Regions from separate parts of the Homo sapiens genome. Here all the other regions are linked to region 3. The links are chromatin loops, found by intact Hi-C in ENCODE. Cell type or tissue: heart left ventricle. All regions are shown on one strand. Links, peaks and the distances in the headings refer to the core of each region. The heading gives the core; the rest is flanking DNA.

What was found. Peaks named below come from ENCODE experiments on the same cell type or tissue, not always from the same donor. Only the 100,000 strongest peaks of a DNase experiment are listed, where the experiment ranks them.
Region 1: a loop joins it to region 3, with 2.7 times the contacts of the local background. A loop is called at or near these places in 3 of 110 quality-filtered maps.
Region 2: a loop joins it to region 3, with 4 times the contacts of the local background. A loop is called at or near these places in 66 of 110 quality-filtered maps.
Region 4: it touches region 3 in a loop (8-fold over the local background); 103 of 110 quality-filtered maps call a loop at or near these places.
Region 5: it touches region 3 in a loop (7-fold over the local background); 67 of 110 quality-filtered maps call a loop at or near these places.
Region 6: it touches region 3 in a loop (2.9-fold over the local background); 66 of 110 quality-filtered maps call a loop at or near these places.

Annotation. Positions count from the first base shown.
Region 1 is chr7:663,083-667,991 of GRCh38, forward strand. All of the region lies in intron 4 of PRKAR1B (protein kinase cAMP-dependent type I regulatory subunit beta), which reads right to left. Among named protein-coding and RNA genes, the nearest start is that of DNAAF5, 61 kb to the right of the region's middle. In heart left ventricle, for the core only: CTCF peaks have their summits at 1,249 and 3,063; DNase peaks (open chromatin) are centred at 1,161 and 2,894; H3K4me3 peaks cover 673 bases; H3K27ac peaks cover 3,237 bases.
Region 2 is chr7:640,583-645,147 of GRCh38, forward strand. The region is part of intron 4 of PRKAR1B (protein kinase cAMP-dependent type I regulatory subunit beta); the gene reads right to left. Among named protein-coding and RNA genes, the nearest start is that of PRKAR1B-AS1, 40 kb to the left of the region's middle. In heart left ventricle, for the core only: no CTCF peak of the experiment used is centred there; no DNase peak of the experiment used is centred there; H3K27ac peaks cover 353 bases.
Region 3 is chr7:330,680-335,588 of GRCh38, forward strand. It overlaps LOC105375118 (a long non-coding RNA gene), which reads right to left and starts at 2,586. Exons shown (of 3, transcript XR_926965.4): 1 at 2,409-2,586; 2 at 1,368-1,530; 3 at 1-684. RefSeq lists a silencer at 2,057-2,246 and enhancers at 2,506-3,167, 3,168-3,827. In heart left ventricle, for the core only: CTCF peaks have their summits at 2,124 (motif pointing right) and 2,328; DNase peaks (open chromatin) are centred at 2,142 and 2,962; H3K4me3 peaks cover 855 bases; H3K27ac peaks cover 713 bases.
Region 4 is chr7:772,408-777,316 of GRCh38, forward strand. It overlaps DNAAF5 (dynein axonemal assembly factor 5), which reads left to right. Exons shown (of 13, transcript NM_017802.4): 10 at 1,641-1,791; 11 at 2,599-2,755. Among named protein-coding and RNA genes, the nearest start is that of PRKAR1B, 48 kb to the left of the region's middle. In heart left ventricle, for the core only: a CTCF peak has its summit at 2,287 (motif pointing left); a DNase peak (open chromatin) is centred at 2,277.
Region 5 is chr7:634,445-639,353 of GRCh38, forward strand. The region is part of intron 4 of PRKAR1B (protein kinase cAMP-dependent type I regulatory subunit beta); the gene reads right to left. Among named protein-coding and RNA genes, the nearest start is that of PRKAR1B-AS1, 34 kb to the left of the region's middle. In heart left ventricle, for the core only: a CTCF peak has its summit at 2,198 (motif pointing left); a DNase peak (open chromatin) is centred at 2,205.
Region 6 is chr7:501,427-506,335 of GRCh38, forward strand. All of the region lies in intron 4 of PDGFA (platelet derived growth factor subunit A), which reads right to left. Among named protein-coding and RNA genes, the nearest start is that of PDGFA, 16 kb to the right of the region's middle. RefSeq lists an enhancer at 2,272-3,049. In heart left ventricle, for the core only: no CTCF peak of the experiment used is centred there; DNase peaks (open chromatin) are centred at 2,395 and 3,455; H3K27ac peaks cover 586 bases.

The DNA of each region.
Region 1 (4,909 bases), core at 721-4,720, 330 kb after region 3:
GATGTGGCTGAAGTTTCACTAGGTCTGATGAACAAGGGCCCACCCGCGGGAAGAATCAGTCACTTCCTCAGTGGTCCAGCAGCAACTATCACACCCATGAGACAACCAGACAATAATCCACTTTTTATTGATGTGTGTTTATTTTTACTTATTTTTCTTTTTGAGACAGGGTCTTGCCCTGTCACCCAGGCTGGAGAGAGGAGTGGTGCAATCACAGCTCACCGTAGCTTCAACCTCCCAGCCTCAAGCAATCCTCCCACCTCAGCTTCCTGAGTAGCTGCAACTACAGGTGCATGCCACCATGCCCAGCTAATTTTTTAATTTTTAGGAGGAGGGTAGAGATGGGGTCTTGCTATGCTGCCCAGGCTGGTCTCAAACTCCTGGGCTCAAGCAATCCCCCTGCCTCAGCCTCCCAAAGTGCTGGGATTACAGGCGTGAGCCACCGTGCCCGGCCCATTCACTTTTAAAATACTGGTCCCTACTAGAAAAGAAAAGGCTCTCGGTCAGGAGGGGAGGGGACGGCTGTGTCCCAGGGTCCTGGCCCTACACAGACCGTGGTCAAACCAGGGTGCATGTGGTGGTCTGGGCAGCAGCGGTGGCCCGAAGCAGGTGGCCACAGCTCTCCGTGTGTCAGATCCTCACCTGGAACTTGGGGACAGTGTTACCACGTGCCCTCAGGGCTGCCATCAGGACAGCGAGACAGCACACTCACAGCTCTCAGCCACACACCTGACCCCAAGCAGAACTCAGGGAGCGTGAGTTACAACTGCCTCCCGAATCGGAGTGGCTTCCTCATTCTGCAGGGAGCAGACAGGTGGGCGTGCAGGGCCTGGTCTCAGGAGGGCTGATCTTTCCCACGGAAACCGTGTGACCTGGGCAAGCCCCCCGCTGTCTCTGAGCCTCAGGGTCCCCCCCGACAAGTGGGAACAGGGTCACCAAATTGCTGACAAGATGCTTTGTATTACAAGGAGCCCCATAGGGCCAGGACCAGCTCGACGGTTACATTCCCCTCCATGGAGGGCCCTCCCCACGCAACCTTCCCTTCGCCTGGCCTCTCTCCACAGACCCCCATCCCCAGCCAGCTGGTGAATTCCTCACACCCGCTGGCAGGCGACGGGGCTATTTTTAGTGACCAGGGCTCAAGAATGGAGCCATGCCAGGACCCATGGCGTCCGTCGGAATGTGAAAGCTGGTGCATCCCTCCTTCTGGTCGCTATGTGGTCCCCGACACAGCACAGTGGCCAGTGCTGCACCAGGGCTTAGCCTCAGGCCTGCATGAACACAGCCTCTGCCCTGGCACCCTCCATCTGAAGGACAGCCCCATTCCCTGCCCGGGGCAGTGGGCCTTCCTGCACCTTCTCTGGGCCTCGGGTCCCCATCCACATACTGGGTGCTGGAGGCAGAGGCCACGTGCAGCATCTCAGCCCCCAGGTCTGCAGGGGCTTGTCAGTGACAACAAAACGTGAACTGGCTAGGGGTCAGAAGATGTGGTACCGGAGACCACACACCACCAAATTCCACAAGTTTCAAAATGTTACAGCAGCTGCTGGGTGTGGTGGCTCATGCCTGCAATCCCAACACTATGGGAGGCTGAGGCCAGAGGATCGCTTGAGCCCAGGAGGCTCAAGTCCAGCCTGGGCAACACAGCGAGACTCTGTCTCTACAAAAACTAAAAAAAAAAAATAGCTGGGTGTGGTGGTGCACGCCTGTGGCCCCAGCTAGTCGGGAGGCTGAGGCAGGAGGATCACTTGAGCCCAGGAAGTCGAGGCTGCAGTGAGCCAAGATCGTGCCACTACACTCCAGCCTGAGCAACGGAGCAAGACTGTGTCTCAAAAAAACAAAAACAAAAATCTCAGGGCACCAAACAGCCAGGACCACAGGCAAGATCCACGCAGGCCACGATCACCTGGGGGAAGTGGTAAGAAAGACCTGAGGTTCTTCTCTCCACTCACAAATCAGACAAAGCAAGAGGGCTTGTTGTCACTGTGGTATTAGATAGCGCCAGCCCTGGAGACCCTTTGAAACAGGCTCCACGGAGAGCTGCAACTGCCCCGCAGCTCCAGGCGCAGGCCACGAGACTTGTTATTAGCTGGAAAACGCTAGGCGTGTGGAAAATGACTGTTCTCTTAAAAAGGTTGTTGTCTTTTCCCGGCAGGTTAATGAGCTGTGTGTGCATTCACGGTGGGCAAGTCAGCCCCAAGCAGCCACATCCCAGCCAGGTCAAAGTCCCAGCTTCTACTCCAAGCTGGGTGGCCCGACGCAGCCTGCTTAACCTCTCTCTGCCTCCCCTGCCAAACGGCAGCCTCGGGGGCCACGGGGGAGCTCTAGAAAGACAACATGCCCGAGGCCCATGGCCCAGGGACTGGCCATTGCATACATCATCTGATGCAAGCTTCAAACCCCAGGCTTCAGCCTCCGTTGAATTCAGCTTCTAAAGCCTCCCGGGCTCACGTGGCCCCTGATTTGCTAACCTCAAGGTCTCCTCTGCTGAGATCCAGCTGGGCTTTCTGCAAATGGAAATCAAATTCTTTGCATGTTCAAGCCATTAAGCATCTCCTCGGATGAGGCCCTGCATTTTCCAAAATGCTAATTTTGTTTTTTTAATGTTGCCCGAAAGGGAAGCAGAAAGTCCCAAAGCCCAAGCCAGAATGGGGAGAGGGGGCCGTGAAGGCTCAGAGAAGCCAGGAGACAGCTCCCTTCAGCTGCCCGTGAATTCGGCAGAAGGGCTTGTTTTTCCCATCACCTGAGGATCCGAGCCAGTTTGTGGAAAAACAGACTGCAGAGATACGCGGGTGGGAGGAAGAGAAACAGCGACAGATAACAGACAGCTGCGCAGGCCAGCGGTGCTGCTCAAGCCAGAGGCCTGTTTTAATTAAAGCAGCAGAGAGCTGGAGCCACTGCCAGGAAGGCCGCCTCAAGGGTGAGGTGCCCTCGCCTGTGCCCGTCTGGCAGCTCCAGTAATGAGGTCCCCGCCGGAGGCCCAACGCACAACACAAACACGCACGGTGCCACCCAATTATCACGTTTCTCGGCTCCCAGGAGCTCAGCGATGCTCCCCCTACAGGCGCCCTAATCAGGGAAAGCCGGGAAGGGACCGGGATAGAACCCAAGGGCCTCCACCTCACTCCCCAAGGCCTGGGACACACGCTCCAGGGACAGCCTTCATGGTCCTGGCACATCAGAGAGCTCCGGAACATGCGGGGCTGCTTCCCTGGGACACACGCTCCAGGGACAGCCTTCATGGTCCTGGCACATCAGAGAGCTCCGGAGCACGCGGGGCTGCTTCCTGAGGCTGCTGAGGTCCCTGGCCGAGGCGTAACTGCCCCGGGCACCCCAGGTAGGATGCGGAATCTGCTTCGCTCCAATAGCTGACACAAGGTGAGAAGGCTGCACCTACCACCACCCTGGGGCCTGCCCTGGGAGCTACTCAACTCTGCAGAGGGGCTGTGCAGGTGCCGTCCCAGGGGATAAGGACACCCCACTCCAGCCCCAGCTGGACAATTGCTGTGTGGGTCAGTGCAACAGGCCAAGGCCCCCTCTCACTGGGTCTCAGAGCTCTGTTCAGTACAGTGAGGTGGGGACAAGGTGGCCTCCTAGGGATCTTCCTGCTGACTGTGGGTGCTGGGAGGCCCGGAGCGGCCTATTCACCAACTCAGGCCCAGGGTGGAGCAGAGAATGACTCAAGGCTACCCCAGCCTCTTTCTCAGACCAAGTACTGAGTGGGGCCTGACTGCGGGGTCTGTCTGGATAGCCGGGCCAGCCTCCAAGGGGCAAGGCACCATCCAGAAGAAGTACCTTCATGGACTCCACTGCCACACAGCCAAAGGGCCACAGAAAGATGGTGATGACAATGACCACAACAGTGATGATGATGGCGGTGATGATGATGATGGTGATGATAAAGATGATGATGGCAATGGTGGTGATGAGGATGGTGGTGGTGATGGTGATGATGATAATGATGGTGATGATGACAGTGATGATGGTGATGGTGGGGATGGTGATGATGATGGTGGTGATAACGATGATGATGGCAATGGTGGTGATGAGGATGGTGGTGGTGATGGTGATGATAATGATGGTGATGATGACAGTGATGATGGTGATGGTGGGGATGGTGATGATGGTAATGGTGATGACTATGATGGTGATGATAATGATGGTGGTGATAACAGTACACACATAGATATTCTTGCTTTATATTCTCACAACAACCTCAAAGTAGGTTTTATTATCTTCATTTGACACCTGAGGAAACTGAGGCTCAGAGAATGTTATTACTTATAAATGACATCCACAACTCTCTCCTTCCAAAAGATGTTTTAAACACACCTTAAATTCTGTGGTATCTGAGTGAGATTGTGTGTGCATGACTGTGTGCATAGGCGTGCCTGGGAATAAGACCACTCCAGCCCAACACCTGTGTGATGGGAACTCCTGGTCCTGTCTCACCCCTGAGCTGTCTCCCTGCAGCTGCAGTTCACTACAGGACAGTATGGACCCCGCTCACTGGCAATGCCTAAATCACCCATTCTCAATCTTCCTTCACCATGCAGGCAGGGTAGCGGCAGGTGCAGGTGATGTGTCCTTACAGGGGAGGGAGCACAGGCTTAGGTGCCCAAGAACTCGAGCTCAAACCCTAGCTCTGCTCCTGAGGAGTTGTGGGGCCTTGGACAAGGACAGGGAAGGAAACTGAGGCTGTGAGGTTGACACTATGCCTCTCACAGATCCTGTGCAAAGGCCCAGGGAAACCCTTCGATCAAGGCCAACTAGCAATACCACCATCCTAGAAGGACAGGCAGGCGGTCTGGGGGAGTTGCAGCCTCCCTCACAACCACGTTGCACTATCTTCCTTTAAATCAAAGGTCTTAAACATAATTTCTACCCTTCTCCAAGCTTACGTATCTCT
Region 2 (4,565 bases), core at 1-4,000, 310 kb after region 3:
TGAAACCCCATCTCTACTAAAAATACAAAAATTAGCCGGGTGTGGTGGCAGCTGCCTGTAATCCCAGCTACTCGAGAGGCTGAGGCAGGGGAATCACCTGAACCCAGAAGGTGGAGGTTGCAGTGAGCAGAGATCCCACCATTGCACTCCAGCCTGGGCAACAAGAGCAAAACTCTGTCTCAAACACACACACACACACACACACACACACACACACACACACACAGACACAAATGAAATACCACTTTGCATCCACTAGAATGACTACAATAAAAGACAGACAATACCAAATGCCAGCAAGGATGTGGAGAAATGAGAACCCTCATACGTTGCTGGTGGAAATGCAAAATGGTGCAGCCACTTTGGAAAAGAGACAATTCTTTTTTTTTTGTTTTGAGTCTCACTCTGTCGCCCAGGCTGGAGTGCAGTGGTGCCATCTGGCTCCCTGCAAGCTCCGCCTCCCGGGTTCACGCCATTCTCCTGCCTCTGCCTTCCGAGTAGCTGGGACTACAGGTGCCCGCCACCACGCCCGGCTAATTTTTTGTATTTTTAGTAGAGACGGCGTTTCACCGTGTTGGCCAGGATGGTCTCCATCTCCCGACCTCATGATCCGCCCGCCTCGGCCTCCCAAAGTTCTGGGATTACAGGCGTGAGCCACCGCGCCCGGCCGGAAAAGAGAATTCTTTAAAGGCCGGGAAAAGACCCAGCAATTCCACTCCTAGGAATCTACTCCAGAGAAGTGAAAACGTACGTTCACACAGACACGCATAAGGCTGTTCACGCCGTATTGTTCATAATAGCTCCAAACAGAAAACAACACAAATGATGCCGCATTGTTCATAATAGCTCCGAACAGCAAACAACCCAGATGACGCCGTATTGTTCATAATAGCTCCAAAGCGAAAACAACCCAAATGGTGCCGTATTGTTCATAATAGCTCCAAACTGAAAACAACCCAGATGACGCCGTATTGTTCATAATAGCTCCAAACTGACAACAACCCACAGGTCCATGGCAGGGAGCGGGCGGTGATCAAATTACAGTAGATCCATACAATGGGATATTGTCAAGAAAGTACATAAATGTGCTAAAATATGGATGAACCTCAAAAAACACCCTGAGTGAAAGAAGCCAGACACAAAAGACCACGTATTGAACGACTCTATTTATGTGTTTATTTACTTATTATCACTGTGTTATTTTTAGTCACGTATTGAATGACTCCATTTATTTATGTATTTATTTACTTTTATTATCACTATTTTTTATTTATTTTTAGAGTCACATATTGAATGACTCCATTTATTTATGTATGTATTTACTTTTGTCACTTTTTTTGAGACAGGGTCTCACTCTGTCACCCAGATTAGGGCACAGTGGCACAATCCAGCTCACTGCAGCCTCAACCTCCCGGGTTCAAGGGATCCGCCCTCCTCCCTCCTCCCCAAGTGGCTGGGACTCCAGGCACGCACCACCACACCCAGCTATTTTTTGTAGAGATCGGGTCTTGCTATGTTGGCTAGGCTGGTCTTGAACTCCTGAGCTCAAGCGATCCACCCACCTCAGCCTCCCAAAATGTTAGGATGACAGGCATGAGCCACCGCACCCACCCGACTCCGTTTATTTCAAATGTCCAGAAAATGCAGGCAGATTCATGGTGGACGGGGGTGGAAGTGAGGATTAACCATAAACAGGCACAAGGGAACTTTCTGGGATGATGGAAACGCTCTAAAATTGGATCATGATGATGGTGGCATAATTCTGTAAATTCGTTCAAAGTCACTGAATAGGCTACTTACAGTGGGTGAATTTTATCATATATGAATTCTACCTCTGTAAAGCTGTTTAAGAAACAAACTCGGCCGGGCGCGGTGGCTCACGCCTGTAATCCCAGCACTTTGGGGGGCCGAGGCGGGCGGATCACGAGGTCAGGAGATCGAGACCATCCCGGCTAAAACGGTGAAACCCCGTCTCTACTAAAAATACAAAAAATTAGCCGGGCGTAGTGGCGGGCGCCTGTAGTCCCAGCTACTTGGGAGGCTGAGGCAGGAGAATGGCGTGAACCCGGGAGGCGGAGCTTGCAGTGAGCCAGTGAGCCGAGATCCCGCCACTGCACTCCAGCCTGGGCGACAGAGCGAGACTCCGTCTCAAAAAAAAAAAAAAAAAGAAAGAAACAAACTCTGCCCCCTGCCGCAAGACCCCAGTCAACCCCATTTCCTAAAAACTAGCTGGTTTATCAGGCAGCACACTCGGTTCACCACAGCAGGGCGTGGAGGGGGCAGTGAGACCGTGGGTCGCAGTCATCTGTCCTGGGTTCAAATCCCCGTCCCGCCACCTTGTCTTGAGCAGTGATTTTGCCACTCTGAGCCTCAGTTTCCCCTTCTGTAAAGGATGGATGGTGCTAACCCCGCACTTCACTGGGATGTGGAGTAGTACCTGGAATTCTGTGTACGGCAGAGCCTGGCACATAGCCGGTATTCCATCAAGTGCTGAGCACATTGGCCGTTGGTATGAATGCTATAATTACCTTGAAAATAATCAGACTCTGCCATTGCAAAAGAGAAAGACAACAGTCTTTAATTTTAAACTTCCTGATACTATATTCAGTCACTCTTTCATGCCATCTTCAAACTGCATTGGCATGACAATTTACATTTACAATTTTGGATGAGAAATACCGCAAGATTTACTCACACCTTCCACCTCCCAGGACACACTTTAAAACCATGAGCTTAGGCAGCGCGAGGCACGGGGAATCCCTAAAGGAATAAGACCTGGACCCTGCGTCCTTCAGGGAGGAAAGCGTGAGAACAACTGGACGATCCTTCGCAGCTCACTCATAAAAAGTCATAGCTTTGGACAGGCACAGTGGCTCATGCCTGTAATCCCAGCACTTTGGGAGGCCGAGGCAGGCAGATCACCAGAGGTTGGGAGTTCGAGACCAGTCTGACCAACATGAAGAAACCCAGTCTCTAATAAAAATACAAAATTAGCTGGGCATGGTGGCGCAGGCCTGTAATCCCAGCTACTCGGGAGGCTGAGGCAGGAGAATCACTTGAACTGGGGAGGTGGAGGTTGCAGTGAGCCAAGATTGCGCCACTGCACTCCAGCCTGGGCGACAGAGCGAGACTCCATCTTGAAAAAAAAAAAAGTCGCAGCTTCCTGGAATACCAGCTATTAAAGCCCAGAGCTGCCAGGCAGGAGGTCTGTCAGCTGAGGCGGCCATGTTGTGAGGGAGCTCAAGCCCCCGTGAGGCCTTACACAGATGCACAGGGTTCAGGGTGCCCAGTGGCACCTCCATATTATCCAACCCCCAGCCACTCCCGTCGCCCCAAGTCACACCAGCCTTTCCAGCTGAGGTCCCAGACATCGCGGGGCAGGGACAAGCCATCCACACTGTGCCATTCGAATTCCCACCCACAAACCCGTGAGCATGATGAAATGCCGGCTGCCCAGTGCTACGAAGCTAGGGGCGGCTGCTACACGGCCCACTACACTAAGCCCTAAGTCTTCATCTTGCAGACAAACAGAGGTGCTAAGTCACGGGCCACATGCACCCCCTCCTGTGCCCTCACCTACACAGGCAGGCAGCACAGGGCACCGACAGGCGGGATGTTCAACCTGCGTCAGGATGAACCCTCATATTATAGAATGACTCCCCTGTTCAAGGCATCGTTGAAATGTCCGTGATGCTCTTAAAATCCTGCTGGAATCACTCACTCCCGGCTCCTGCTCCACCCCACACTGTGAGGAGCTGGAGGTACACAATGAGGTGGGGAAACTGAGGCGCGCACATTCGGAACGGGGTTTTGCTCCTCCTTGGGTGTGCAGAGGCTGAGGGGGGTCTCCACGGGAAGCCCTCTCTGCCTGCAGGCTCTTGCATCAGGAGGGAAGCCCCACTCGGACGCCATCCCGGGGTCCAGCATCCCTCCGAGGGCCCACCCTCCACTCCCCGCTGCCAGGGAGCCCTCCCAGCACTGAGGGGGCACCAGTCTGGCCATGCGAGTGCCCACAACTGGAAGGAAGCAATGCAGGGCCGTTCTCAGCCTCAGCAGCTGAGCGTCCACCCCCAGGCCTCCGGACAGGGAGACTTTCAACCCACCAGGGCCTGGGTGGCTGGACCACAGCCCAGCAAAGGGCAAACCCCAGCTCTCCCTCCCAGAGGGCAGGCACCAGGGCCAGACCCTTCCCCCAGACACCTCCCATAGCCTTCCAGGGAAGCGGGCCCCAAAGAGGCTGGACCGGGCAGTGCCGTCGGCCAAAGGGTCCCGTGTGCTGCAGAGCTGAGTCCTGGGCCTGCTCAGAGGCCGCCCAGGCCACCCCGTCTCACGATGGGGAGATGTGAGACCCTGAAAAGGTGACCCAAGACAAGCCTCTTCTCCGCAATGAGCCGTCTCTTCAGCCTCTATAAATAAGGCGCAGTGTGGACGAGTGAGGGCAAAGGGCCCCGTGATTCACTGCAGATCCCTGATTTAGAAATCCGGAAGAGAAATCTGGCAGGGATGCCTCCTCCACCACATCCTCCCCTCACACCCCTCGCGGAGGCCAGAGAGGGCAGCACCCA
Region 3 (4,909 bases), core at 221-4,220:
GCAGGACTGCTCACACAGCCAGGGCTTGGAGAGACAAGATCCCGGGGAGAGGAAAGGATCCCAACAGTCCAGGGTGTCTGTTTGCAAGCAGCACAGGGTGAGCGCAGAGGGGCTGAGCAGAGGCTGCTAGGAATCTAAGCAGAACTGCGGGAGCCCTGCAGTGCCGGAGAGGGAAAGACGGGCTCAGACCTGTCATGCCAGAGGATCCCTCGGAAGCACCTGAAGCTTTCATATGGACCCCTGAAGGACAACCTCTCCTCTCAACTCTAGATTTAAATCCAAGAGGTTTCTTGAGCTTGAAGTCCAGCAGGCATCTCAGCCAGGACATGCTCAGAACAAACTCCCCATTGTCCTCCCTGCACTGCCCTTCCCCACTCCCCACTGGGTCAGCGTGGCCTCATCCCTCTAGCTAGTTAGGCGAGACCCTGGGCTCAGCCCAGACTCTCCTTTCCTCTCATCCCCACGCTGAATCTGTCAGCAACTCTTGTTGGCTTCACCTTCAAAACATACCTGGAATCAGACCCCTTCTCCCCACTTCAGCACCATCCTTTGGCCCAAGCAACCATGTCCTCTCCCCCGTCCCCCGGCACTAGTACCCAAGCCACCATTTCCTTCTTTCTGCATTGGTATAATAGCTGTCCGGCTGGTATCTCAACATCCACTTGGTCCCGAGAGACACACCACCTGCAAAAGTAAAATCATTGTGCTGACACTGACAGCAAAGCCCAAAACCCTTAGAGTGACCCACAGGATCCAACCTTAGAGTGACCCACAAGATCCTATATTATATCCTCTCTCAACTGTTTTTAATGAAACTTTTATTTTAGATTTTATGTTTAGATTTTTTTTTTTTTTTGAGACGAAATTTCACTCTTGTCACCCAGGCTGGAGTGCAATGGCTCAATCTAGGCTCACTGCAACCTCCACCTCCTAGGTTCAAGCAATTCTCCTGCCTCAGCCTCCCGAGTAGCTGGGATTACAGGTGCCTGCCACCATGCCCAACTAATTTTTTTTGTATTTTTAGTAGAGACGGGGTTTCACCATCTTGGCCAGGCTGGTCTTGAACTCTTGACCTCAAGTGATCCACCGGATTTTATGTTTAGATTTACAGCAAACTTGTGGAGATAGCACAGACAGTTAGGTCTACCCTGCACCTGGCTTCCTCCATTCCTGGCATCCTACCCGAGGACAGGGCACTCGTCACATTAAGGATGCAATACTGGCACACCAGCATTAACTAAACTAGACCTTTATTTGGATTTCATTACTTTTTCCCCACTGGGTTCCTTGCGATTTCCAAACCTGCCTGTGACTGAACTATTGGTTAATGAAACTATTTATTTTTTAAAAGTATTTCTTAATCCCACCTGGCCCAGGAGTGGACACAAACCCGTGAGTCAGGTTCCGGGACTCACAGGTCCCCATCTGAGACACATGACGTAGAGAGTGCCGGGGAGGTCAGGCCGCTGCCGCTGTGTGTTTCAGGGTTGGGGGCTGCCCTCCGGGGTGCCAGGAGCTCCTGTGTGTACACTGGGCAGGACAGAGGGCGGGTGGTGAGGTGCTGTGCCTGGGAGCTTGTCCAGGCCCGATGGCTTTTCTGCAGGCTGGCTGAGGAGCTAATTATCGAGGCGGCGGACCGAGGGTGTTTGCCTCTTGACCTTTTGTGATGCCGCCTGTCGAAGCACGCTTGGCCTCTTCCCAGGGGAAATGCTATCCGAAGTGCGAAGTTGCCCACCGCTGGGGTAAGGGGAGAGGGCGCCGCAATCACCCAGCCCTGACCTGGAATGATCATTTCCTGGTGTGGTGTGGCCGTCCCGTGGATGCTGACAGCCCCAGGGGCAGGGGTGAGCGGGCTGGGGGCTCTGCCGGCAGGTGCCAGGGCAGGGGTGGGCGGGCTGGGCCCTCCCACCGGGCGCCGGGGTCTCCCTGGTCCACACACCCTCGCCTAGCCTCAGACCGCCAGGGCTGGAACTGTGCAGGCTGCGGACTCCAACAAGAACACCCAGTGGAGGGCCTGGGGAGAGGCTTGGAGGCGCTGAACCCAGTCCCGTGCCCCCACCCCAGGAGAGGGCTCCTTCGTCTCCACGTGGCCTCGGGCCCTGCAGGTCCCCCGAGGGCGCAGCCGCCAGCAGGGGGCGCCTTTCTCTAACCTCCCGGGGAAGCGCAGGTGCCGCCCGCACCTCAGACAGCGCTGCCGCCCGCGCCCGCCCTGCGCCGTTCCGTTTGCTCCGGTGTCCCCCAGCTTGGGAGCGGGGCCCCCCAGCCCTGGTTTGAGGCATGACGTTGGTAGGAAGAGCCCCTTCCGTGGAGCGCGGGGCCCGCCGGGGAGGCGGCCCTGGAGCCCCCTCCTCCCACCCGCCCAGGATTGACAGTCCCTGCCTCGGGCGCCCTCTGACCCCCGCGCTCACCGAGAGAGGACGAGGCCCCAGACAGGTTGGGCCGCGATGCAGGTGGCCCTGGGCTCAGGTCCCAGCACCGGGGTTCCTGCTGAACGAGCTCCGCCCTTGCCCAGGGAGGGGCCGGCGGGGGGGGACCCTGCGGAGGGCATTGTCCTGAGGGCACCACGGCCCGGCCGCCCCGCCCAGCGCCGCCTGCCCTCTGAAAGGCCTTTCATCCCGGAGCCGGCAGCGCCACTGGCCGCATCAAAGAGCGTCTATGGAAAGTCATATTTTTCCCCAAACCAGAAAAGTTCAGGCTGGGAGCACAGACATTCAGCTCATTATTTAGAAATAACAAGTCCTCTGGGCCCTGGTATCAGATCAAAGCTCGGAAATTAAATTCTCCAGAAAAGGGGGCGGCCCGGGATCAGCAGATTTGTGTTTGCTTATTTTTTTTCATTCAGCAGCTAAAAAAAGGGACTCAAAATCTGCCTAGCGGTTTGGAAGTCTGGCCCGCGGTGTGTGAGCGGCGAGGAGAAGCGAGCTCCGGAGGCTTCTGGGCGTGGAGGCTGAAAATATTTGGTTGACATGACAATGGGGACGGCCTGGCAGCTTGTCAAGCGCCGGGTCCAGGAATGTCCTTGTCCCGCCCCACCCCCCCAAGCCAGTTCAGACACAGGCACGCACATGCACGCAGAAACACACACACACACAAACGCGCACACATGCACACATGCACGCAGAAACACACACACACAAACGCGCACACATGCACACATGCACCCACATGCACGCAGAAACACACGCACAAACAAACGCGCACACATGCACACATGCATCCACATGCATGCAGAAACGCACACACAAACGCGCACACATGCACACATGCACCCACATGCACGCAGAAACACACACACAAACGTGCACACATGCACACATGCACACATGCACCCACATGCACGCAGAAACACACAAACGTGCACACATGCACACATGCACCCACATGCACGCAGAAACACACGCACAAACGCACACACATGCACACATGCATCCACATGCACGCAGAAACACGCACAAACAAACGCGCACACATGCACCCACATGCAAGCAGAAACACACGCACACACGCGCACACATGCACACATGCACACATGCACCCACATGCACGCAGAAACACACACACACAAACGCGCACACATGCACCCACATGCATGCAGAAACACACACACACAAACGTGCACACATGCACCTACATGCATGCAGAAACACGCACACACACAAACGTGCACACATGCACACATCCACCCACATGCACGCAGAAACACACACACAAATGTGCACACATGCACACATGTACACATGTACCCACATGCACACAGAAACACACGTGCACACACAAACGTGCACACATGCACACGTGCACCCACATGCATGCAGAGACACACACACAAAAGTGCACACACACACGTGCATCCACATACACACACAAACACATACAAAAGCTCATACATGCACACACAAACATGCACACACAAGCACACACACATATACACAAATGTGCATACATGCACAAAGAAACACACACGCACACGCAAACACATACAAACGTGCACACATGCACACGTCCACCCACATGCACACAGAAACACACATGCAGGCACAGACGCATACACACACACACAAACACGCACATATGCACACATGTACCCACCTGCACACAAACACACACATACATACGTGCACACAAGCACACATGCACCCACATGCACACACACAAATGTGCACGCATGCACACATGTACCCACGTGCACACACAAACATACACACAAAAGCTCATACATGCACACACATGCACACACAAGCACACACATATACACAAATGTGCATACATGCACACAGAAACACACACACAAACACATACAAACGTGCACACATGCACACGTCCACCCACATGCACACAGAAACACACATGCAGGCACAAACGCATACACACACACCCACACACCCACATGCACACAGAAACATGCACACACATAGGCACACATGCACCCACATGTAAGCAAAAACACACATGCAAAACCCATGCACATACACATAAGCACACAGAAACACACACACAAACACATGTGCACACACAAGCACACATGCACCCACGTGCATGCAGAAACACACAGTCATACAAAGCACATGCCTATGCACGTGCACACACGCTCACTCACACAAACACAAACATGCATACACACACGTGCCTGTGCACAGATGCTCACCTGCCCAGGAGCTCACATCCCCAGGGCACACATATGCCATATTTACTCGTGTACACACAGGGACACTACAGTGGTTAAAACCAGCTGGCACAAGAATCAGGAGTGTGGCTCTTTGCTCTTGCCCCAGGAGTCGGGGCCGGTTTGAAATTTGTGGCACACCAGAGGACCACAGACCTGCTCTAGAGAGCGCAGGGGCCTTGCTGCCTCCAGATGTGGGCAGAGACGCCCTTGGCAGTGATACTGCCTCTTGCTGTTCCATCCTCA
Region 4 (4,909 bases), core at 608-4,607, 440 kb after region 3:
TGAAGGATGCTCAGCCTGCGTCTGACAGAAGCTCCAGAGAAGTGGCTGCGAGTTCAGGGCAAGAGGCTCCTGGCTTTGAGGCTGCACCGTTTCTGGAAGTCAAGCCCCACAGTGGACCTCGAGTCCCTCTGTGAATAGGAATGTGCTCGGGCAGGGAACCCGGAGCACCAGCCGCTGGGCCCCTCGTTCCCCGGCTCTGCAGCGTCTTCGGGTCCTGTGGGTCTGGCTGTGCCCAGCCCTGCTGCCCGTGGACTATAGTGTCTTGGGGTCCTGCAGGCCTGGCTGTACCCGGCCCCAGTGCATGGTGGCAAGTGCCTGTGATCCCAGCTACTCAGGAGGCTGAGGCAGGAGAATCACTTGAACCTGGGAGGCAGAGGTTGCAGTGAGCGGAGATTGCGCCATTTCACTCCAGCCTGGGCAGCAAGAGCGAGACTTTGTCTCAAAAAAAAGGAACGTGCCTCATTCAGTGGTTCGATGGTGGTTCTGATCAATGCCCAGAAGTTCTGATGGAGCTTCTGTCAGACACAGGCTGAGTATCCTTCACCCCAAAATTAAAAAAAAAAAAAAAAAAATTTAAAAAAACCTAAGCACTCCTAGGTGGCGCCCGTGTGGCACGCCTGGCCCACACTTGGACCCCACACCCTGAAGGCCAGGACTTCCAGGCCATTTCATGTGGTGACCATGGAGCAGGCGCTGGGTTCGTTCATTCCAGAGAGCCCTCTTGCAAGTCACGGTGCCGAAAATGGCAGCTCTGCTTAAAAACGAACCCACGCCAGAAACCTCGCGGAATGCGTGTAAATCACACCACACCAACGTCACTTTCCACATCTGCTCATCTACCTGGCTGGTCCCAACATGGCCCCTGCCAGGAGCAAGCCGGTGGCGCCTCCAGAAGAGGAAGGGACGCTGTGCAGGCTTCACGGACGCTGGAGGGCTGCGGGCTGTGGAGCTGGTCTTGGAGACCAGAGCCACCTTTGAAACATACCGTGGTGTTGGGATGTCACTAATGAGTGTGTCATTTTGCTTTGAGTTTGTCTTGGTGGCACTTTGACCTGACTGGTCACCATCAGGACGAAGTCGCCGACAGGGTGGGAACTGCCCGTCTCTCTGAGCTGTGGCCCTTGGGTCCCCGGACCGCGCCTGTGGCCCTCCCATCCCGCCTCTGTGAAGCCGCAGCGACTGTCCTTGCTGGACAGAGGGTTCTGTGGCTGGAGAGACTTGGCCTTTTTCTGGGGGAGGGATGCAGATGGGAAAGGGGCTCACTGGGTGCTGCCGACACCACCGCACCTGCCCTAGCCCAGGCGTCACTCAGGCCTCCTTTTGAAGCTAGGAGCGGCGAGGGGCTGAAAGTGCACCCTCGGCCCAGGGCCTCTGGCTCGCCTCTGGAGAACAGGACCTACGCGGGCCGCAGGAGAGGCCAGGGGCACAGGCACCCCTGTCTCCCCGGTAGGGTTGGGCCTGGAGGAACCTCCCAATTCGCACTGAGAAGCAGCTCCTGAGAGGAGGAGGGGCCTCGTGTTTTGGGGTCGAGTTCGTTTTCCTGTTTGGCTCCCCCCTCAGCCCCATTCATCCCTAGTCTGAAACGTTTCTTCCGAGCACCTGTCCGGTCTCCTCATCCACCCTCTCCGTTCCGGTTCCAGGCAGTTTCCCAGCTACCTCGAGACGGTGACAAAGGACATCCTGGCCCCCAATCTGCAGTGGCATGCGGGGAGGACAGCCGCGGCCATCCGCACGGCTGCCGTGTCCTGCCTCTGGGCGCTCACCAGCAGCGAGGTCCTGTCGGCAGAGCAGGTACGGGGCTCCCTGCGTGCTCGGTGGACACCGGCCGGGGACTGCGCAGGCTTCCTGGCGCCCGGCAGAGCTCCCGCAGCAGGAACTTGGGCAGGCAGCAGCTGCACCTCCACCTGGGGCCCGTACCCCAAGAGGCTCTCCCCACACTGGCGGCGGAAGGGCAGGAGCCGGCGGCCGGGCTGCGGTTCAGACAGCAGGCGGGAGAGCGGGAGCCAGGCCGCGGGCCCAGCCAGCCCGGTCGTGCTGCGGGTTTTGCAGCCGCTCATGAGCGTGCGGTTTCTCGGTTTCCGGCCCAATGCTGGCTGCAAGACCAGGAGTCGAATCCCAGGATCCAGGCCAGAGGACGGGCCTGGGCTTTCCGCATCGTTTCTATGAACACCTCCGGCTGGTACCAGGTGTCAGAAAACAGACACTGATGCCCGCCCGCGTCCTGGTCGCCGCCCGGCGGGAAGGCGCTGCCCTGGGCGCCCGTGCAGCATCAGCGCCACCTCCTGGTGCACGCGGGGTGGTGCGGTCGGTGCTCCAGCCGAAAGCCCCACGTCCTTGGGGCCCAGGCGAGCCATTACCCTGGTTTAGGGTTAGTGCCTCACCTAGGAGTTGTGAACAGTGTGCGTATTTTCTAAAAATCAAGTAAGCAAGTTAAAAATTGCTCAAAATCTAAATTTTACAATGAAGATTCAAGCCTACTTTTTAGGTAAAGCTTTCAAGCCCCCTAAGTCCTTCCAGGCAGGAGTGCACGGATGGTGAGCACCCCCACCCCACCCCAGGACAGATGTGAGTCACGTCGTATGTGTTTGCTGATTGCAGATACGGGACGTGCAGGAAACACTGATGCCCCAGGTCCTGACCACCCTGGAGGAGGATTCGAAGATGACGCGACTGATCTCATGCCGTATTATCAACACGTTCTTAAAAACCTCGGGCGGCATGACGGATCCAGAGAAACTCATCAGGATTTATCCTGGTAGGACATTTCTGTTGTTCACAGCCTGTGTATATGCAGTCAGCCCTCCGTGTCCCTGGGTTCCGTTTGCATCCATGGAGTCACCCAAACTCAGATCAAAACTATCTCGGGCTGGGTGTGGTGGTTCACACCTTTAATTCCAGCACTTTAGGCAGGAGGGTTGCTTGAGCCCAGGAATTTGAGACCAGCCTGGGCAACATAGCCATACCCCGATCTCAACAAAAAATTTAAAAATTAGCCAGGGCTGGTGGCACACACCTGTAGTCCCAGCTACTCAGGAAGCTGAGGCAGGAGGATCGCTTGAGCCCAGCCTGGGCAACAGACCAAAACCTTGTCTTTAAAAGTAGGGGTGTGTGTGTGTGTGTGTGTGTGTGTGTATGGCTACATATATACATGTTTGTGCATTTATACATACAAATACAAATTTGTACTTACATTTGCATATATAAATATGTATGTATTGGGGGGCAGAATTCCACAGTTCCAAAAAGCAAAGCTTGAATTTGTTGGGCACCAAGTACAACGTTGAACCCGCATGAAGAAAGCATCATGTACACATTGCATTCGGCCTTAAAACAACATTGGACCCTCGTGAAGGAAGCGTCGTGTGGACGTTGCGTTCTGCCTTAAAACAACGTTGAACCCACGTGAAGGAAGCGTCGTGTGGATGTTACATTTAGCGTTAAACGTAATCTAGAGACAGTTTAAGGTGTGCCGGAAGATGTGTGTGGGTCATGTGCAAATACTATGCCTTTTTTTATCAGAGACTTGAGCATTTGAGGATTTTGGTATCCTAGAGGAGGAGGATTCCTGGAACCAAACCCCACAGATACCAAGGGACGACTGTATTTAAGTTTGATGGTGGCTTGTTTTATAGAAAAAAAGCAGAAAACGTGGCCGGGCACGGTGGCTCACGCCTGTAATCCCAGCACTTTGGGAGGCTGAGGCAGGTGGATCACAAAGTCAAGAGATAGAAACCATCCTGGCCAAAATGGTGACCCTGTCTCTACTAAAAATAAAAAAATTAGCTGGACATGGTGGTGCGCGCCTGTAGTTCCAGCTACTCAGGAGGCTGAGGCAAGAGAATCGCTTCAACTCAGGAGGTGGAGGTTGCAGTGAGCCAAGATCGCACCATTGCACTCCAGCCTGGGTGACAGAGCCAGACTCCATCTCAAAAAAAAAAGAAAATAGAAAATGCTCATCTTTGACTTCTGTTCAAGTTGGTACTATGAGAACAAACAGCAATGACAGATGAAATACCACAAATTAAACGGCACAGCAAGAAGCAAGGCAGAGGTCTCCAAACCAGCACTGGGTGGGGGTGACAAGGCTCAGCTTCCACGCGGCCGGGAAGGGGGACCTCAGGGTGGGGCGGCTGGAGCTGCCTGTGGGGAGACGGGGCCGGGCCACCCTGCAGCAGGACCAGGGGCACAGCCTCAGTGTCGCCGCCTCCTGGAGCCCAAACCCCAGACCAACCCCAGGTGAGAGCAAGCACTGGGGAGGGGAATGGGGTGGTTGGCTTGAAGCCCCCGAAAAGCAGCAGCACTGAACAGAGTCATGAATTCAGAGAGCCCCTCACTCAGGGCAGCCTGCACACAAACCCCTCAGGACAGGGCCCCCGCCACCCAGGCCATGGGCCAGTACCTGTCCGGGTCCTGTTAGGAACCAGACTGCACAGCAGGAGGTGAGAGGTGGGCAAGCGAAACTTCATCTGTGTTTACGGCTGCTCCCCATCTTTTGCATTACCACCTGAGCTCTGCCTCCTGTCAGATCGGCAACGGCATTAGATTCTCATAGGAGCACAAATCCTATTGTGAACTGTGCACGCGAGGGATCCAAGCTGACGCTCCTTATGAAACTAATGCCTGATGATCCGTCACTGTCTCCCATCGTCCCCACATGGGACCGTCTAGTTGCAGGAAAACAAGCTCAGGCCCCCACTGATTCTACAGGATGATGAGTTGTAGAATTATCTCATTATATGTTACAATGTAGTCATAGAAATAACGTGTACAATAAACGTAACGCACGTGACTCATCCTGAAACCATCTCACCCCCTGGTCCATGGAAAATTGTCTTCCATGAAACCAGCCCCTGGTGCCAAAAAGGTTGGGGACTGCTACCTCAGAACACCGAAGACCCGGCGCTAAGGG
Region 5 (4,909 bases), core at 631-4,630, 300 kb after region 3:
TCCAGCCTGGGCAACAGAGCAAGACCCTGTCTCCAAAAAAAAAGAACTGGGACAGAGTTTGAATTTGGGTGGGGGTCAGCTCAGCTCAGGGTGCTGCGTGCAGGGTGAGCGCTGTGCCTGTGATGATTTTCCTGCTTGTTCTTAGGAGACACCCAGTGAAGCATTTAAGGCGTGGGGTCCTGGTGTCTGCAACTTACTGTTTTTTTTTTTTTTAAGGTGGAGTCTCGCTCTTTCACCCAGGCTAGAGTGCAATGGAGCGATCTTGGCTCACTGCAACCCCTGCCTTCAGGGTTCCAGTGATTCCCCTGCCTCAGCCTCCCGAGTAGCTGGGATTACAGGCACCCGCCACCATGTCTGGCTAATTTTTGTGTTTTTAGTAGAGTCGGGGTTTCACCACGTTGGCCAGGCTGGTTTCGAACTCCTGACCTCAAGCGATCCGCCCACCTCAGCCTCCCAAAGTGCTGGGATCACAGGTGTGAGCCACCGCACCCAGCCTGCAACTTACTCTCAAATGATCCAAATAATAAAAAGAGTAAAAATAACAGTATGCGAATGTAGAACACAGAACTGATGAAGCAAATGCAGCACAAATACGTCCCAAAATGCTGAGTGGCAAAGGGTACACAGGGCTTCATGATACTCTCCTTGCAACGTTTCTGTGTGAACTATTTTCAAGGTAAAATTTAAAACAATAAATAAAATTAGGAGATTTCACCAAAAAACCGGACTTCCAGCTTCTCTGGAAAAATCAAGATCTGACACCCTGGGACCCACATTCCACAGGCTGGAAACCAGCTGAGCAGGGGTCCCTGTGGGCCCCAAGGCCCAGCCCTCCCCTGGCAGCTTCCACATCTCAGGACCAGACTGGCCCTGAATGTTCCGGATCTGGGCCAGATGTCATGTTCGCGCCCAGGCAGACTGTGGCATCGCTGCTCTGAAAACAGGGGTCAGAGCAGCAGGCCTGGGCCACAGAGCCTCAGAAGGATCGGAGTGGACGGCAACCTGCCTGCACCCCCCTGGGGCTCAGGGAGCGTCCCCAACACTGACTCCACAGTCCTCTCCTGGCAGACGCACAGCTGGGACCCGAGGGCCCCTTGGCAGCCCTAGGCCTCTCCCCAGGGCACTGGAACCCAGGCCTGGAGCCCGGAAGGCTCGGGACTCCTCCGCTGCCTCCCAGGCCCTCCCAGACTATCCTGTGAACAGCTTAGGAAAAAGGGCTTCTCCCTCCATGATGGCTGCAGGACGGTCTTTGAGCAGGGGAGAGAAGGCACAGCGAGGGAGACGGGGAAGCCTCAGGTTTTCTGGAGCTCAGTGCAAAGGTAAGGAGGTGAATGAGCTTTGGAGGCAGGAGTTGGTCCAAATCACAGCTCCGACACTTACTAGCTGGATGATTTCAGCAGGCCACTTAATCGCCAGGCCTCAGTTTCCCCATCTGTGAAACAGAGCTACGGACAGCAGGTTCACGAAGCATTGTAAAAGTACCAGCACCGCGCCCACACATCCTCCACCGGCCGCGCCCTCACGTCCTCCACCGGCCGCGCCCTCACGTCCTCCACCGGCCGCGCCCTCACGTCCTCCACCGGCCGCGCCCACACGTCCTCCACCGGCCGCGCCCACACGTCCTCCACCGGCCGCGCCCTCACGTCCTCCACCGGCCGCGCCCTCACGTCCTCCACCGGCCGCGCCCACACGTCCTCCACCGGCCGCGCCCTCACGTCCTCCACCGGCCGCGCCCACACGTCCTCCACCGGCCGCGCCCTCACGTCCTCCACCGGCCGCGCCCACACGTCCTCCACCGGCCGCGCCCTCACGTCCTCCACCGGCCGCGCCCTCACGTCCTCCACCGGCCGCGCCCTCACGTCCTCCACCGGCCGCGCCCACACGTCCTCCACCGGCCGCGCCCACACGTCCTCCACCGGCCGCGCCCACACGTCCTCCACCGGCCGCGCCCTCACGTCCTCCACCGGCCGCGCCCACACGTCCTCCACCGGCCGCGCCCTCACGTCCTCCACCGGACTGTGCCCACTGTGCCCACCGGATGCTGGGGCTCCTTCACCAGGGGTGGGGGGTTTCCTGCCAGCCCTGCCAATGAGGGCTGGTCCTGGGGCCCCTCCTGCCCCACCCAGAATGGTCCTTTCTGACAGCCAATGCTCTGCCTCTCTCAACTGCTGGAACACAGTGACCCCAGGTGGCCAGCACCTCCCCAGCCCGTGGCCACTGTGAGGACAGCAGCTCAGACAGAAGCATTTCCACCCTCACAGAGGCTGTGCTGTAGAAGCCTGCTGGGGAGGGGGCCGGCGGGACCTGACGGGTCGGGTCCATCTCTCTGTCTCTGCACCTGCACGCCCCTCCCTCCTGGGTGAGGAATGGGTATCACACGCCAAACTCCCTGCTATCAAGAGCAGCTCCCAGGTGTCTGCAACTTCCTCAACAACTGTGACCCCGCAAACCACGGCGAGTGGGAAAGAACGGCCGTGAGGGAAGGGGCCAGGTGCTGAAGGTGGGGGGTGGGGAGTGCCGGGACAGGCCAAGCTCCAGGACCAGTCAGAAACCTTGAAGGAGGTGAGGTGTGGTGGTTCACACCTAATCCCAGCACTTTGGGAGGCTAAGGCGGGTGGACGGTTTGAGCTCAGGACTTTGAGACCAGCCTGGGCCACACCGCGAAACCCCATCTCTACAAAAACATACAAAAATTAGCCGGGCGTGGTGGTGCACACCTGTAGTCCCGGCTCCTCGGGAGGCTGAGGTGGGAGGATCGCTTGAGCTTCGGAGGCAGAGGTCTAGCCTACATGGTGAAATCCCGTCTCTAACTAAAAATACAAAAATTAGCTGGGCATGGTGGCGCACCTGTAATCCCAGCTACTTGGGAGGCTGAGGCGGGAGAATCGCTTGAACCAGGGAGGTGGAGATTGCAATGAGCCGAGATTGCGCCACTGCACTCCAGCCTGGGTGAAGGAGTAAGACTCTGTCTCAAAAAAACAAACAAACAAATCATGTTTATTAAAATGCTTTATACAGTCTTTAAACCTAAGGAAAAAATAAAATGTTCATTTCCTGATATTTGTAAATCTTCAGTGCACCTTTAAAAGAATCAAGAGCAAATAATGGGCCGGGTGCGGTGGCTCACGCCTGTGATCCCAGCACTTTGGGAGGCCGAGGTGGGTGGATCACCTGAGGTCAGGAGATCGAGACCAGCCTGGCCAACATAGTGAAACTCCGTCTCTACTAAAAATACAAAAAATTAGCCGGGTGTGGTGGCAGGTGCCTGTAATCCCAGCTACTGAGGAGGCTGAGGCAGCAGAATCGCTTGAACCTGAGGTGGAGGTTGCAGTGAGCCGAGATCGCACCACTGCACTCCAGCCTGGGGGACAAGAGAGAGACTCCATCTAAAAAAATAAATAAATAAATAAATAACAGGGAAGATGGGGGCTAAAACAGGCAGCACAGAGCTTGTGTTGGACAATGAGAACCCTGCATGGGGGGCAGCTCCGTGTGGACGCCCAGATTGTCTTCTGCAGCCTCTGAAGTGCATGACATAGAGGAGTGTGTCCTCTTCCTATGGTGCCCCGTGTTCTCATCCTGCCCCGCCGGCGGAGAAGACGCGGGGCAGGACCCTGTGCCCACCTAGCTGGCAAGCACCAGCGTTGTCTGTGTGCCTGGCCCAGGCCCGCGTGGGCACCCAGCAGGCACTTAATAAACACCTTGGAATGAGCCTGGGACTGAAAGCCTAAAATATCTTTAGAAACCCCTGTGAGCTCCTCGACTTGGCACATTTTAATTTGAATTTCAGCCCCATGCCCGGATAAACAGGGCAACGAATGTTTAGCTGTGGAATTGCTTTTCCCCTAAACAGGTCCCGGAGGCATCCTACTGAAGTTGGTGGTGAACACACCTCACATAATTAAAAACCAGTCTGGAGAGCTCCCCCAGCTCCCTTCACTGGGGCTGACAGATCGTCCCCCGGGGGCCTCGGGACAGGTGAAGTCGGCTCAGCAACTCCTCTGTGCACTCAGCCACCTGCCTCTCCCCGAGGGTCTCTCCTAGACACATCACGGGGCACAGGGCTCTCTCCTCGCCAGGCTCAGACATTCTTGCCTACTGGCGACCCTTCCTCAATGCCAGCCAGCCCTGCTAAGAACATTGTCTTCCTCGTAATGACATTGAAAGGAATGAAATGCAGGGGAAACATTTACGAGAAGACGGGCAGGACTTCGAAATACTGCTGAGAAGTTAAAGATCTAAATACAATCTTTATTGAGAAGATTCAATATTGACAAGATGACACCAAACTGATCTATCAATTCAACACACACTCTTACAACTGCTAAGCTGACCCTAAAATTCACATGCGGCCGGGCGCGGGGGCTCACGCCTGTAGTCCCAGCACTTTGGGAGGCTGAAGCGGGCGGATCACTTGAGGTCAGGAGTTCGAGACCATCCTGGCCAACATGGTGAAACCCCCGTCTCTATTACAAATACAAAAATTATCCAGATGTGGTGGTGGGCACCTGTAATCCCAGCTACTCGGGAGACTGAGGTAGGAGAATCGCTTGAGCCTGGGAGGTGAAGGTTGTGTTGAGCCAAAATCGCGCCACTGTACTCCAGCCTGGGTGACAGAGCGAGACTCTGTCTCAAAAAGATAAATAAAAATTTTAAAAAATGAAATTCATACAGAAATGTAAGGGCACTTGGAAATAGCCGAGACAGTTTTGAAAAGGAACGGAGTAGGGGGACTTTGACTACCTGATCTGAAAACCTACTACAAAACCACTGTAATCAAGACGGTGGTGGTATTAGTAAAACGGATTTGTACTGAGAGGCCAGAAATCCACCCTTACATTTGTGGTCAACTGATTTCCAACCAGGGTGCCAAGGCAAGTCAATGGGGAAAGAAAGAGTGCTTTCAACA
Region 6 (4,909 bases), core at 338-4,337, 170 kb after region 3:
GCAGTTTTGTGTGTGTGTGTTTTAGTTTTTTCTGAGTAGGGTCTCACCCTGTCACCTAGGCCAATCATAGCCTCTGCAGCCTCAAGCTCTTGGGCTCAAGTGATCCTTCCACCTCAGCCTCCCACCTGTAAGCACAGGCCACCATGCCCAGCTAATTTTAAATATTTTTTTTGTGTGGAAGAGATGAGATCTCGCTATGTTGCCGAGGTTGATGTTGAACTCCTGGACTCAAGTGATCCTCCTGCCTCAGCCTCCCAAAGTGCTGGAACTTCAAGTGAGAGCCGCCGCGCCTGGTGTTGGAGCATGGTATTTAGCAGACTCATCCTATTTTTGTTTAAAATAAACCCAAAGGTTCACGTGTGCCTGGGGGGGCTGAAGGATGCACACTGCTAAGGTGTGGAAGTTTGGGAGTTCTGGGGTGCAGGTGGCCAGGGAAAGTGTTTGCTTGTGTGTGGATGTGCAGCTGGGAAATGTTTTCAAATGATCACGTTGTTTTTAAATACATTTTAAAAGCCAGGCTGAGCATGGTGGCTCACGCCTGTAATCCCAGCACTTTGGAAGGCCAAGGCGGGAGGATCACTTAACTCCAGGGGTTCAAGACCAGCCTGGGCAACATAGTAAGACCCTGCCTCTAAAAACAATTTAAAAATTAGCAAGCCATGGTGGCACCTGTAGTCCCAGCCTACTTGGGAGGCTGAGGTAGGAGGATCGCTTGAGCCCAGGAGTTTGAGGCTGCAGTGAGCTGGTATCACACCACTGCACTCCAGCCTGGGCAATACACCAAGACCCTGTCTCTATTAATATTAAAAAAAAATTTAAAGCCATGGCCTAGGAATGGGGGGTTCGTGGCTGTATCCTAGCCCAAGGTTGCTGTGGACTTGAGCGTCCAGATGATAATCCCAGCTGCTGGCCTGATGAGGGCCCCACCTCCCCGCCGGCCCCAGGCAGCAGGGCCAGCAGACCCATACCCAGGGTCCCCTCATGGCTCCCCCAGGTCCGAGGCTCTCCTTGGGCTCGGAGAGGCCTGACCTCGGAAACCAGGGCCAGGGATCCTGGGCCATCACCGAGGCTACACAAGATGATCCAGGAGGAGCACAGGCCAGCAGGCCGTGGCTATCAGGCACAGGCAGCTCAAAAGCGAACCAGACCTCAGCTGGGTTCCCCTCTTCGGACTGGACTTTGCCTGTCTGCGAGCCACGCCTGCCCTCAATTCTCCAGGCACAAAACCACAACATGGGGGTCCTGCCTCCACAGCCCCTTCCCCGGGGAGCTGCAGGCAGACAATGGCCCAGTCCAGGCCAGAGAGGGGAGCTTCAGGCATTCAACAAGAGAGGCAAGAAATCACACACACACACACACACACACACACACACACACACACACATAATGCACATATAGGCCCTGTCACGGGAACACAACTCCACCCCACACACACACCTGTATAATGCACACACATACCCTGTCATGGGGAGGCAACTCCACCCCCCACCAGTCATGCATGTGTAATGTACACAGGGGCCCCATCGTGGGAATCTTACTACACACACAGAGTGCAAGCACGCACACGCCTGGCATCAACAGACCCCTAATACACAGCCAGGGACTGCATGAGTAGAGTATTGGCTCTCCCAGCCCAAACCCCAGCACTCATTTCATCCTCCCAACCATGCTACAAGGAGGCAAGACTGGCACCTCCATTTACAGAACAAACTGAGGCGCAGGCAAGCTCTAACTAAGCCTGTCCCTAATTGCTAGGCTGTCCCACCTGCCCCCTGGAGCACACACCAGGGAATAGCCACCACCTTCCTGCCCTCCCAGGCCCTGGGGAGCTGAGCACCCAGCAGGCGCTCCATCTGTGCCCACGGAACCAGCCCTGCCGCATGCAGGGTCTAAATGCAAGAACAGCCACTATGGATCACCCACTTCACCCCTCACGGTTCATGGGGAAACTGAGGCTAGAAAGGAAACGGAGGCCGGGTCACCCCCTGAGCACAGGGGCGTGGGGGAATGCACGCTGCTGGGTGAATGAGGAGACCTCAGCCCAAGGCCAGATGCCCCCAGCCCAGTGGCCCTGCCTCCCAGGCAGTCAGGAGGGTGAAGGAGGGAGGAGGGGAATGTTTCCCAACCTTCTTGGGGGGAAGGGGGGACTCCAGACTCTGGAGACTGGGCATCAGCAGGGCCCCCAGGGAGAAGGTCAGCTCTGCACCCTGGGACCAGGCAGGCTCCGAAGGTAAGCCGGTCCCTAAGGCGCTGGGGACCAGGCTTGTCCGAGGCTGAGTTAATGGTTAACCCACAGTGCAAAGGGTGCCTGCAGGCGTGTGAAGTGGTCTGGGCTGCCTGGGGCGTGAGCAGACAGCCAAGTATGAGCTCAACAGTTGCAGGGCGTGGGGCGCCTGGGGTCAGGAGCCAGCTCAGAAACAGGACCTGGCCTGGGAGGTTTCGCTACGTCACAAAGCGTGAGAGAAAGCGGCCAGGACACTGCCGCTTCCTACATGGGGCTCCGTTCCACTCGGGAGGCCTCAGATCAGCCTCCACACTCCCGCGGCAATCTGCCCCTTTCCCCAGGACAGAATCCTCCAGAGAGAGGCCTCCGCAGGCCGTGCACACACTTCCACCTCCCATCTGTAAAACGGAGACCAATCACACCCACCCAGGAGTTGAGGAATAAATGAGGCTGCACATGCAGAAGGCCCCAGAAACGAGGACAAAGCCAGCCTTCAAGAGTGGGCTGCCACTGGCGTGGATTCTAATCCAGAGCCCCAAAACCAACCCACCCCCTGGTCCCCAAGCTCAGCACAGTACCACCACCCACCCACCACAGGCAGAGAGTGGGTCTAGAGCCACCCTCCTGTTGAGGGCCTGGGGTCGGAGAGGCCCGGCCCGAGGATGAACTGCAGCAAAGCCCCAAGAGGAGCAGCAGGGCCACCTGGGACCTCAGCCACCCCCAGCCCTGCAAGCATGTCCTCAGCCCTCCCTGAGTCAAGAACTGCCCAGGTAGTAAGTAACTAGGGATCCCAGTGCGCAAAACCAGGCCCAGCCCCCTCCTGCCTCAGCAGGGACCGAGTTCCTTCCTCCCCTCCCCTGGAGGCCCTGGACACAGGTCCCAGCAGGAGGAACAGCACCAGCCTCACACCCTGCCATCTCCCAGGCTCGAAGCACCCATACTCTGCTGCTCCCACCCACCCCCAGCCTCTGCAGGGGTGGCCAAGTGAGGCATGGGGCAGGTGGGCTCTGAAATCTGGGTTCGTGGGGATGGGCTCGGGCAGGGCGCCCTGTTCTGCTCCCGGCCCTGACCCTCCGGATGGCACAGCCTCTTTGGTCAACAAGCAGCCTCACCTAGTTCCCTCGGCAGGGCAGATACCAGGGCCTGGCTCGGCAGAGACCGCAGGCCCGTCTGGCCAGACACCAGACGCCCAGGCGAGGGGCAGGCTCGCTCTCAACCACTCGAGATGGCCGGCCACCGCGGGCGCGTGGGCTCCCAGGACACAACAGAAATGCCACCCCTCTGGGCACCGTGCGAAAGGCACATGGCACGGCCGCTCGTCTGGGAACCCACTGCCTCCTCAGACAAGCCCGTTTTTATCAAACAAAAACAAACAGCGATGATTGCACCTGTTTCTGAGTATGCCAGGATTCCGGGCCGTTCCGCCACCTCTGTCTGGCCAGGAAATAGCTACATTTTTCTCCCAAGAACACAAAATGAATATTGGATTCTCACAAAAACCTCCTCCATAAAAGAAGGCCAAGTCCAAAGAACAGACTACAATGTCCTCAGGACCCCCACGGGGGGTACCCCGGCCCCCAGGCCCCAAGCCGAAGCCCAAGTGATGGGGGGGGTCCCCATGTCCCTCCCCTTTTTCCGTCCCAGAGATGTGGGCTGCACCTTATCACACCAGACATTCCGATTCCCCACGGCTGAGTTCATCTGCGTCGTAAGCCGCCCCACCTCAACACTCCCGGCGCGAACTCACCCAAGACTACAACCCAGGGATGCCGTCACCCCTCTAGACCTGGGATGCCGAGTCCCTACTGCTACAAAGCCCAGAAGCTGCAGAGACCCCCTGAGGAGGGCTTGGGACAGCCACTCCCTGCGGGGGACCCCACCCCAACTCCAGGTTACGGCCTGACCCTTTCAAGGCTCCAAGACAGAGTATTAGCCATGAAAGACACCTGACTGGACCGCACGTGCCCGTCACTGTAACCCTCACAGCTACCCTGTGAGGACACCATCGTGGTCCATTCTAGAGATGAGAACACACAGCACAGACAAGGGAAGCCCCTTGCCCAGAGTCACACAGCGTTGAATCTCCATCCCTAGCCTGCACTCCTTCTCACCTCTTTCACGGAAAGAAAGCCTAGAGTCCAGAGCCCTGGCCCCACCGCCCCACAGCCCCACCTGGGTGTCTCTCGACAGAGACTTGGAATGTCACTCAATCCAGATGCTGACTTGGGTCATGAGGACCCCAGCTGGGTGCGGTGGCTCACGCCTGTAATCCCAGCACTTTGGGAGGTCGAGGCGGGCAGATCACCTGAGGTCAGGAGTTCAAGACCAGCCTGACCAATATGGCGAAACCTCATCTCTACTAAAAAAATACAAAAAATAGCCAGGCGTGGTGGTGAGTGTCTGTAATCCCAGCTACTCGAGAGGCTAAGGCAGAAGAATTGCCTGAACCCGGGAGGTGGAGGTTGCAGTGAGCTGATATCGGGCCACTGCACTCCAGCCTGGGCAACAGAGTGAGACTCTGTCTCAAAAAAAAAAAAAAAATCCCTCAAGTCGGGCGTGGAGGAGGTTCATACCTGTGATCCCAGGAATTTGACACCAGCCTGGCCAACAAAGCAAGACCCTGTCTTTATAACAAAGAAAAAAAAAGAAGATCCTGCCTCCTTCAGCACTGCCCCCATATCCATT